Linked DNA regions of Mus musculus: region 2 is linked to region 1. Evidence: chromatin contacts called from ENCODE POLR2A ChIA-PET data. All regions are on one chromosome and are shown on one strand. The core of a region is the stretch at or near the end of the contact, and the rest is flanking DNA. Distances in the headings are between cores, read along the strand shown. Region 1 holds the start of 4930456A14Rik (a long non-coding RNA gene). Region 2 holds the start of Nupr1 (nuclear protein transcription regulator 1).

What was found. ChIA-PET counts read pairs that join two places held with the same protein, here RNA polymerase II (POLR2A).
Region 2: POLR2A ChIA-PET joins it to region 1 with 12 read pairs in Patski. The contact joins the promoter of Nupr1 here to the promoter of 4930456A14Rik in region 1. POLR2A ChIA-PET finds 5 or more read pairs at or near these places in 4 of 5 experiments (Patski and embryonic stem cell).

What each region holds. Positions count from the first base shown.
Region 1 is chr7:126,500,101-126,504,958 of GRCm38, reverse strand. It overlaps 4930456A14Rik (a long non-coding RNA gene), which reads right to left and starts at 2,525. Exons shown (of 3, transcript XR_869939.3): 1 at 2,360-2,525. Atxn2l (ataxin 2-like) reads left to right here and starts at 1,522. Exons shown (of 22, transcript NM_001361487.1): 1 at 1,522-2,059; 2 at 3,501-3,537; 3 at 3,647-3,703; 4 at 3,785-3,856; 5 at 4,086-4,236; 6 at 4,706-4,830. The coding sequence starts at 1,767.
Region 2 is chr7:126,623,307-126,628,164 of GRCm38, reverse strand. Nupr1 (nuclear protein transcription regulator 1) reads left to right here and starts at 2,695. Exons shown (of 3, transcript NM_019738.1): 1 at 2,695-2,842; 2 at 3,132-3,275; 3 at 4,586-4,858. The coding sequence starts at 2,731. The coding sequence ends at 3,262. All of the region lies in intron 1 of Gm39087 (a long non-coding RNA gene), which reads right to left.

The DNA.
Region 1 (4,858 bases), core at 1,276-3,775:
ACACATACACACACACACACACTCTACACCAACATACCTGCAAGGCAAACCACCCACACATACATTTTTATTTTGTACACTGCTACCAAATGACCTATTTATCTTTCCCCTGCTCCTATACTTTTTAGGAAGTGTATGCCGACTCTCACCTGACCCACTGGCCTCAGACTAAATATTTGAGGATGACTTTAAATTAATTCCATTTTTCCGCTTATGATGGGTTATTAATCTGAAGTGTAGATTTGGACTCATCTGTACTGCTATATTCAATTTCTTAGTGTCTACCCAATCCTAGATTTAATTTTTGGATTATGTTATCAATAAAGGGATTTTAGGTTAACATTCCATGACAAAGTCTGGCTGTGCTGATTTATGTCTGAATCATAGCACTCAGAAGGCAGACAGATCTCTGTGAGTTTTAAGACCACCATGGTATACACAAGGAGTTAAAAGCCAGCTACAGCTATAGAGTGAGGATTTCAGGCTCCAATCAAGCTCCATTTTTTCGTATGTCCTGTCAGATCCATTTCGTCTGTATAGAAATCCATTTTCCTGCCCTCTGTGTTTTACCAAGTACCTTTGCTCAAATTATATAAATCTTCCACTAGCTTGAGCTTTGAGTGGCTTAGTTACCCAAAGCATGGACTTTTCCATCAACTTTTCCTTTTGAAACAGGGTCTGCCCAGCTGACCTGATATTTATTATACAATGCAGGATAGCCTCAAACTTTTGATCCTCCTACCTTCCCTTCCTAGTACTGGAATTAAAGTTCTGAAGCACCATAGCTGCCCTAATTTTGAATGAGGGCTGCCTTAATAGGCAAGCACTATACCACGGTTTTCTAACCGTGTCTTGCTATGCAGCTGGATTCTGTAATATACTCTTAGTCAGTCTGGCTTTCAGACGGCTTGTATTGCTACTGTTCAGGGGGTCGCTCTCCCTGAAAGAATCACTGAATTTCAATTTAGAATTGGGCACATTTGTTGGGATGCACATATGCTCAGAATAGTCATTCTGACGCTCATTAATATTTTAAAGCAGTTAAGATGGAGAGCAGCACCTTTAAAAACCCACCTGCCTTAAGTTACCTGTACTAGGTTTTTCCAGTCCTAGGGATTTTTTTTTTTCTCTTGCTCCCGAGACTCCGCCCACCGGTCACCCAGTGGCGGAAGAACCTCACGCTACGACGTGACACCTCACACCACCGCGGAGACTTTCTGACGTTACGCTGGCGGCGTGGGAGGGGCGGGTCCGCCGGCACTTCCCCTTCCCGGCTTTGGCCCCGCCCACCCTCGTTGTGAAGCAACCGCGGCCGCCAGCATTTAAGGTGGCTCAGAACCTAGAGGTGCGCTAAGCGCCTGCGCGGCTCCTTTTCCGCCCCAGGGGCTAGGCCGGTCGGAGCCACGGCTCGAGCCTCTCCTCTGTTCCGGAACTAACCGCCTGGCGGCGCTCCCCGCGCCCCTCCCCCGCCGGCGCTTCCGCCCGCGCTCCTCCCTCTCCTTCTCCAGCGACGCGCACGCGCGCCAGGCCGGCTCGCGCCCTCTCGCTGTCCACCGGCCCGCGAGATCCCCCCTCCCCTTCCGCCTCGCGGCGCTTCCTCGCGCCGCCGTCTTCTCGATCCACCCCTGACACCGCGGGGCTCCCCCCGCCCGCCAACGGCGGGTCCCCTGCTTGGCGATCTCTTTCGCTTCCCGCGCTCTCCAGCAGGGGCCCGGCCCCAGGCCCTCTTTCCCTTCCCTCTTATTTCTCTTCCGGACGCTGCCATCATGTTGAAGCCTCAGCCGCCACAACAGACCTCCCAACCCCAGCAGCCGCCCCCCACGCAACAGGCCGTGGCTCGCCGGTCTCCCGGCGGGACCAGCCCTCCCAACGGCGGCCTCCCGGGACCGCTGACCGCCACCGCGGCTCCCCCGGGGCCTCCCGCAGCGGTCTCTCCGTGCCTGGGGCCTGCAGCCGCTGCCGGCAGCGGACTTCGCCGCGGAGCCGAAAGCATCTTAGCGGCGTCAGCGCCGCCGCAGCATCAAGAAAGGCCAGGGGCAGTGGCTATCGGCAGCGTCAGGTGAGGACGGGGCTTCCTGGCTAGGGAGAGCCCGGGAGGCAGCGCCCCGGCTTGGAGCTGTTGAGGGGGCTCTTGGGGGCCCAGGACCCCGTGAAGGAGGGGGTGGACCCTCGTGCCAACAGGTCGGAGAGAAAGCTCTCCGGGAGGTCTCCAGGAGCCTGGGGGCAGCGCTCGGCTCTCTGGGCCTAGTCACCTCTTGGGGGTCTGGGCCCTGAGGGGAGGCGGGGCGCATCCCGCCAGCTCCGTCGGCAAAGGGTGTTGGGGGGGTTGAGGAGGTGATGGGGTCCCTAGCTCCATTACCACGAAGGATCTCGCGGTCCCCGGCTTCAGCCAATGGGGAGTCAGCTGCATGAAGGGGTCCCCGACTGTAGCCAATGGGGGGGGGGCGCGCGGCCCACAGTTTGGCCAATGGGGAGGGAGGGACTTGGGAGCGGATTGTTCCCTCCTCTTCCCGGTGTAGCCAGTGAGAGGGGGACGGGGTGGGCGGGGGCGCGGAAGCAGCGGCTACTGGGAAGACTGCGGGCTGGGAAGCTCCTGCGCGCGCGCTCCCCGGGCGTACGTGCGCGCGGATGCTGTCTTATGACTCGGGCATTGGCTTGCCCCGGTAACACGTAGAGCAGAGGCGGAGGAGGGAGGGGTTATTTGGAGGGTTTAGGGGCGTTTGGTGTCGGTGAGTGGGGAGTGGGTGCCCTCGGTTTTTCTCGGTGTGTCAATGCGATAGAAAGAGGCACTGGACGCAGGCGCAGTGGCTTCTGTTCTAGAGCGGGTGGTGGAGCGCGATGGGCTGTAGTGCGCAGGCGCAGACCGGGCGAGGCATCCCGGTGGATGGTTTTTGCGGCTGCGCGGTCCCCCAGCCCAGCCAACGGCCCCCTCCTCGCCCTCCTCAACTGCCGGTTACATCAGCCGTCGAGGAGCTGTGTTACCTGGCGTTTGGGGATCCCTTCAGAGTGGGTAACAGGCTGAATGAAAATAATGAGGGCGAAAGGGTGGGGTGTGGAGAATATACTTCTCCTGGGATTTGGAATCCAAGGCTCCTGAAAGCTTTTTTTCCTTTGGGAGGTAATGTGTCTAAGCTCAGAGGTGCTGCGTTTGGGATGCCCGGGCTTTCGCCTTCACAGCTGAAGTGTGCTGTTGGTTTAATACTATAGCAGTGGTTTATCGGAAGAGTGAAGGACTGTCCCTTAGAGGAAGTCAGGTTGTATTGCACTGACTGTTAGGAACATTTGACAGCTATTGTTTATTGAATATTTTGTTGACTTTTTTAAAATCTTGAATTCGGAGAAAATGTTTTAGCAGTTAATGCCTACTTTCTTCTTTAATGTGAGAACTTGAAAAGTCTTGCTTGTTAATCAGTCTATAGCCTAAATCAGCAAGTTGACCTGGTACATTGGTCTAGGGTTCACTACTAATTAAAACTATTTCTCTCTTTCTTTTTTAATAGGGGACAGACCACCGGAAAGGGACCCCCACAGTCACCCGTGAGTGCCTTCTTTTCCTCCTGTAAAGACACTCGGAAGACAGACAGTGTGGGACAATCTGAGAAGAGAGTATTCACCTGCTGCCCTTTACTTTTTTCTCGTGTGACAGGTGTTTGAAGGTGTCTATAACAATTCCAGGATGCTGCATTTCCTGACAGCTGTAGTGGTAAGTAACAGCTTTAACCTGGGTGTCTGAGGAATATGCTGTTTCAGTTTCTTAAAATGACTAAATGGTTCACCTTGCTAGGGTTCTACTTGTGACGTAAAGGTGAAAAATGGCACCACTTACGAGGGCATTTTCAAGACTCTGAGCTCAAAGGTCAGTGTACTCAAATTAGGAATTTCTGAAGCTGTGAAGGAGAGTGAGATTGAGAGTGTGTGTTGGGTGACAGCGGGCAGTTTTGAGGCTTTTGCTAAGTTCTCTGGTTGACATTGGGAAATACAGAGTGACATGGGCATTTGACGTTGAAAGACTAGAAAGCTTTAAGAGCGAATCCATCTTCTCCCTCTGATACTGACCCTGCCATGTTGGACTGGGGCTTTTGTAGTTTGAACTGGCAGTTGACGCGGTGCATCGGAAAGCATCTGAGCCAGCAGGTGGGCCTCGCCGGGAAGACATTGTGGACACCATGGTGTTTAAACCAAGCGACGTTCTGCTTGTCCACTTCCGAAATGTTGACTTCAATTATGCTACTAAAGGTATCGCTCTGAACTGTTGTGTCAAGAAGCTGACGAGAGCTAGCCCGCAGGTTGAACACGTTGACTTGATTTACTTTTCAGTAGAGGTGACTTGAGTTCTTGAGCACATAGCTTGATGCCTGATAGAGTCGAGTGAATGTGTCTAGCGGTGTAGGTACTCCTTTTTTCATGTTTTCAAGTTTAGCTTTTAGATTAGATTGGGGCTTTGTTTTTCTGTTGAGGAAGGAAGGGTCTTTGTATATATGGCTAGCCTCCTTAGACTGGCAGAGATCAAATTGCCTCTGCTTCTGAGTGCTCGCATTACCAGCATTCACCACCCCATCTAGATAGACCTGTTTCAATAGTTCTCCCTGCTCCCATAAACTAAATCTGGTGTTTCTTAGTTTCATTTTGTTAAACTGCATGGGGTGGGGAGTAAGGATGAGAAGTGGGCCCATCACCTGACTCTGTTGCTCCCCTCTGCCAACAGATAAGTTCACTGACTCAGCCATTGCCATGAACTCTAAGGTGAATGGAGAACACAAAGAGAAGGTGCTTCAACGTTGGGAGGGCGGTGACAGCAACAGTGACGACTACGATCTGGAATCCGATATGGTATGTTCTCCCTTCCTGAGAACAGGCG
Region 2 (4,858 bases), core at 1,446-3,945, 120 kb before region 1:
AGAGTAGGAAATTCCCCTTTCCTCCGAGCTCAGCAGCTCTGTGGAAGAGGAGGTGGAAAGATTGTAAGAGCCGGGGAGTGTGGATACCACGAAGGAAACAGTGTCTTCCAGACACAACAGGACTGATTGATACACATATGAACTCAACACGCTGGCAGCCTGCCTGCGCCTGCCCAGGTTCAAGCCACATGGGGTCACAGCACTGAGAGGGGAAAGTGGACATGGACTCCCACCCCTAACCAAATTGACACCTGCTTACAAAGGAAAACTTAGTTTCCTCCAATAGAGTCTCACTGGCTGCATTAACCCCAGGTAAGGGTCAGCCCCATGGCCAGCAGGAGATGCCAACACAACAGTACTTTTATCGGCTTTCTTTTCTCACGGTGTTTTCATCAGACATGTTTTGGTCTTATTGGTCCTTTGTTTACATATTATAGTTTCTGATTTTGTGTTTTTATGGATTTGTGTGTGTGTGTGTTTTGTTAGGACTCAACCCCTGGACAAATGGCTAACTGAAGTGCCTATTAACATATCAGGGCAGATGCTGTCAGCCTGCCTCTCTCAGCATTGCCAGCACCTATTACGGAGCTGTCCTGGCTGGTATACCCCACATGCTACCCTAAACTCTCCCTTCCCACAGTTTCTCTGATTCCTAAATAAGATGACTATGCTAGTATCTTTGCCTTTTTATTACCTCTTGGTCTCTGGGTTCTCAGGTTTTTTTGTTTTTTTGTTTGTTTGTTTTTTGCCTCTTGGCCACTTGGTCCAAGGTTCCTCTGTCGACCCTCCTCTCTTCTCTTCCCCCTGTCTCTTTCTCTCTCTGTCTCCCACAGGCCCTGTTAAGTCTGCTGGCCATGTTCACTCTGGACTCTTGCAGATAGCTCTGCTTGTGCTCTCCCTCATGTCTACACTAAACCTTCTCCACCATACCCAGGAGCCGCATGGCCTCTGCTTTTTAATTTTTTCATTCATATTTCTGACGACGACGACGGTGACAATGATGATTCACCTGTTCGTTTCCTATAGAGTAAAATTTGGGGGCATGGGGAGGGTCTGGGAGGAGTTGGAGAAAAGAAACCTTGATCAGAATACATTGTATGAAAACTTTTTTTAAAATAAAAAAAAAGTAGAAAATTTCATTTCACATGCTTTTTATTTGAACTTAAAATTCATACTAATTCTTATCAAACAACCCAAGGGAAGCTAGTATGGACTGAAAAAGCTTACTATTAGTTCACACTTGATTCATACTGGCTGGGTGTGGTGATGCACACCTTTAAACCTGGCACTCAGGAGTCAAAGGCAGGTTGATCTCTGAGTTCAACACTAGACTCAAATCTGGCCTACAGAGCAAGTTCTTAGCCAGCCACAGCTAAAACAGTGAGACTGCCTAAAAAACAAGGCAGGGGGTATCAAAGCACAAATACCTGTTTATTTCATTCTGCCCTCAATATATTATTTAAATTTTAGAAGTCACACGTATTTATTGTGTGTGTACATGGATAGGAATGTGAGGGTCAGAGGACAATTTATGGGACATTTTTCTCTCCCATACTGTATGGGTCCTGGAAACCGATAAACTCAGGTTGTCAGGCTTGGTGGCAAGTACTTTACCCATTGAGTCATCTTGCCAACACACAATATTTTATTTTAAATTCCTTTTCTCCACCCTTTTTTTTTTTGAGGGGGGAGGGTCAAGGCAAGGGCACTGTATGGGAACCCATGGGAAGTTGTGACTAATCCTTACACTGTTCCCGCTTGTGAAGGTTTTCCAGGCCTCATGAGTCTGCAACCTCTCACCAACAGAGCCAGATAGAGTTATCCTCTGTTAAAGGGGGAACCTGAAGCAATCAGAGAGGGAAAGTGACGTGTCCAAGGTCACACAGCAGGAAACACTGGATCTGAGCTGACTTGTGATCCCAGCATTTAGGATGAGGAGGCCAGAGAATTGCAAGTTCAAGGGCTAACCTGGGCTCCATAGAAGGATTCTGTCAGAAAGAAAGGTAGAGGGAGGTGGATCAGGAATCAGAGTGTGGAATCCAGGGTATTTGCTGTCTCTACCAGCTAGCTATCCTCCATCTTGCATGAGGAAGAAGTCCCTGGGGACTCTGTTGAAGGGGACTTTTCACAAAAATAGAAGCCTTGGGTGTGACAGGAACTGCTGACCAAGCAAGAAGTGGGTCAGTGTCCCTCCTCCCTCCCTTTTCAGTATGTATGCTGCCACTACCTCCTGAATCTGAACCAGACTACAGTGTGTGTGTGTGTGTGTGTGTGTGTGTGTGTGTGTGTGTCTGTCTGTCTGTCTGTCTGTCTGTCTAACTATGACCCAGGCCCAGGAGGGGCTTGTGGCAGAGGCTGAAATGATAGGAAGGACTGGCCTATCTGAGGCCCTCTGCTCTCCCTGGCCAATATCCCAAAGACTGTGCCCAGATCCTGTCTGCTTCCTCCGCCCCTGAGGCGAGAGCTTTCCACGTGGAAAAACACAGCTGTGCTTGGGTGAGTCCTGTGAGGGAGGAGGGAGGGGAGGGTGCTCCTCTCTGCTCAGGACTGCTGTCTATGGGCCCAGTTCTGGGAAAGGGCCAGATTGCATCAGACAGGGCTTGGAGGGCGGGGGCCAACCCCGTGGTTTAGGGAGGAGACAGCGTTATAAGTAGGGTGAGAAACTGGGAGAGGGCAGACATTCAGACAAGGAGACACAGGCAAGACTTTGGAGAGAGCAGACTAGGCATAATGGCCACCTTGCCACCAACAGCCAACCCTTCCCAGCAACCTCTAAACCTAGAGGATGAAGATGGAATCCTGGATGAATATGATCAGTACAGCCTGGCCCATCCCTGTGTCGGTAAGGTTTTCGTGGTAGCTCCTTGGTCAGCCCATCTGCTTCTCACTGGGTACCCCGGTTTACCTTTCCTAGCTAATCTATTCCCAACTCCCAAGTAACCCCTTCTAGTCTCATCTACTGAGTTCTGTCTCCCTTAGCCCCAAGAACTCACAAGTGAGCATCTCTCATTCTATACTTGAGTAAACAGCAAGGATAGAGTGCTTCAGACGTGAAGACGTGACCGCCCCACTCTGGCCATTTATATGCCTGTCCTAACCTCACACACCTCCTCTACCTCCTGCTCCACCAGTCGGGGGAGGTCGGAAAGGTCGGACCAAGAGAGAAGCTGCTGCCAATACCAACCGCCCTAGCCCTGGCGGGCATGAGAGGAAGCTGCTGACCAAGTTCCAGAACTCTGAAAGGAAAAAAGCCTGGCGCTGAGACGGAGCTGGAGGTGAGTCGGGAGAGCCGGGCCTAAGTGTGCCGAGCGGGAAGCGGGGAGCCAAAAGCTGGTCCTGGTGAGATGGCGCTGCAGGTAGAGGCTCTTGCAGGCAAGCAGGACAACCTGTGCTTGATCTCTGGGACTCGAGTGATGAAAGGGGAGAGAACCAACTGCAAGCTGTGTTCCCAGGGAGCCCTGCAGATAGATGTCCAGGCAGGGAAGTGATAAGAATGAAAACCCCATTCAGACCGAATTCCATCAGCTTGGATCAGATTTCAGGGCATCTAACGCCAGGCGGTTCACTGTCAGCATATTTAAAACACAGTACAATTTGGGAAGAGGTTTCTAGGCAACAGTCAGGTCCATCAGTTCAATTCCAGGAGCACAATAAAGCTTGAGGTGTGACTACACTGAAACTCCATGAGGGTGGGTTCTAGAGCTAAAGGCCTAGAATCTAGAGTGGTCTCTGACCAATAGCATGGAGGTCATCAGGCAGATGTGACATCTCTCCTAAGAGTGGGTAATGGTCTAGGGAGGGGAGAGTCTGGGATTATCATTCTGGAGAACTTGAGTGAGGTCGGCTTCTATAGCAAAAGCTGGGGAGGTCTGACTCCACACAGAGCCAAAAGCTCACCAGGTTGTTAACAAAATCCACTCTCAGATTTCTGAGTGGAATGCAGGTATTTGACTTTATCTCCTGCATTGAGGAGACACACGGCATGATTAAAACTTCTGGTTCTTAGTGCTTCTCTTGAGTACAAGGACCTCTGTGCCCCCAATGTCCACCGACTTCCATATGCTCAAAGTAGCACACGAGAATACGCATGTGCGCACATGCATGCAAACACATTGGCATATCAATAAATGAAAAAAATAGTGTTGGCCGGACAGTGGTGGCACACGCCTTTAATCCCAGCACTTGGGAGGCAGAGGCAGATGGATTTCTGAGTTCAAGGACAGCCTGGTCTAAGAAGTGAGTTCCAGGACAGCCAGGGCTATACAGAGAAACCTGTCTCGAAAAAACAAAATACAAAAAACAAAAACCAAAACCAAAACAAAACAAAACAATAGTGTTGTGACACTATTTTTATTCTACATCTAAAATAATATGAGACCCGTATTTGACTGAGCTCCCTGGTAACCAGAGGTGGGGGGAGTTCCCATGGAGCCTTTCCAATGGAGAGGAAGTTTGGTTTATGGAAAGGGAAACTGAGGCAGATAGAGTCAAGTACTTCTCTAAGGTAATAGCAAATATGAGTAGGAAAGGTGGAAGTCAAACTCTGATCTCTGTCCCTTTCGTTGCCTGCTTTCCCTCTGCACAGATAAGGCCAGACCACAGACACCACACCCAGCAATGGATACAGGACATCACACCCAGCAATGGATACAGGACATCACACCCAGCAATGGATACAGGACCTTGGAGAAATTAGGAGTTGTAAGCAGGACCTAGGCCTGCTTGATTCTTTCCCACCTAAGTGAGGTTCTGGAGAGGGAGCCCTTCCACCCTTCCAGACCCAGCAAAAGGGCAAGATGGGAGCAAGAAGCAGAGGGTAGACGGGCAGAGCTAGGAAGACAGCCCCCAAAAGAACTGT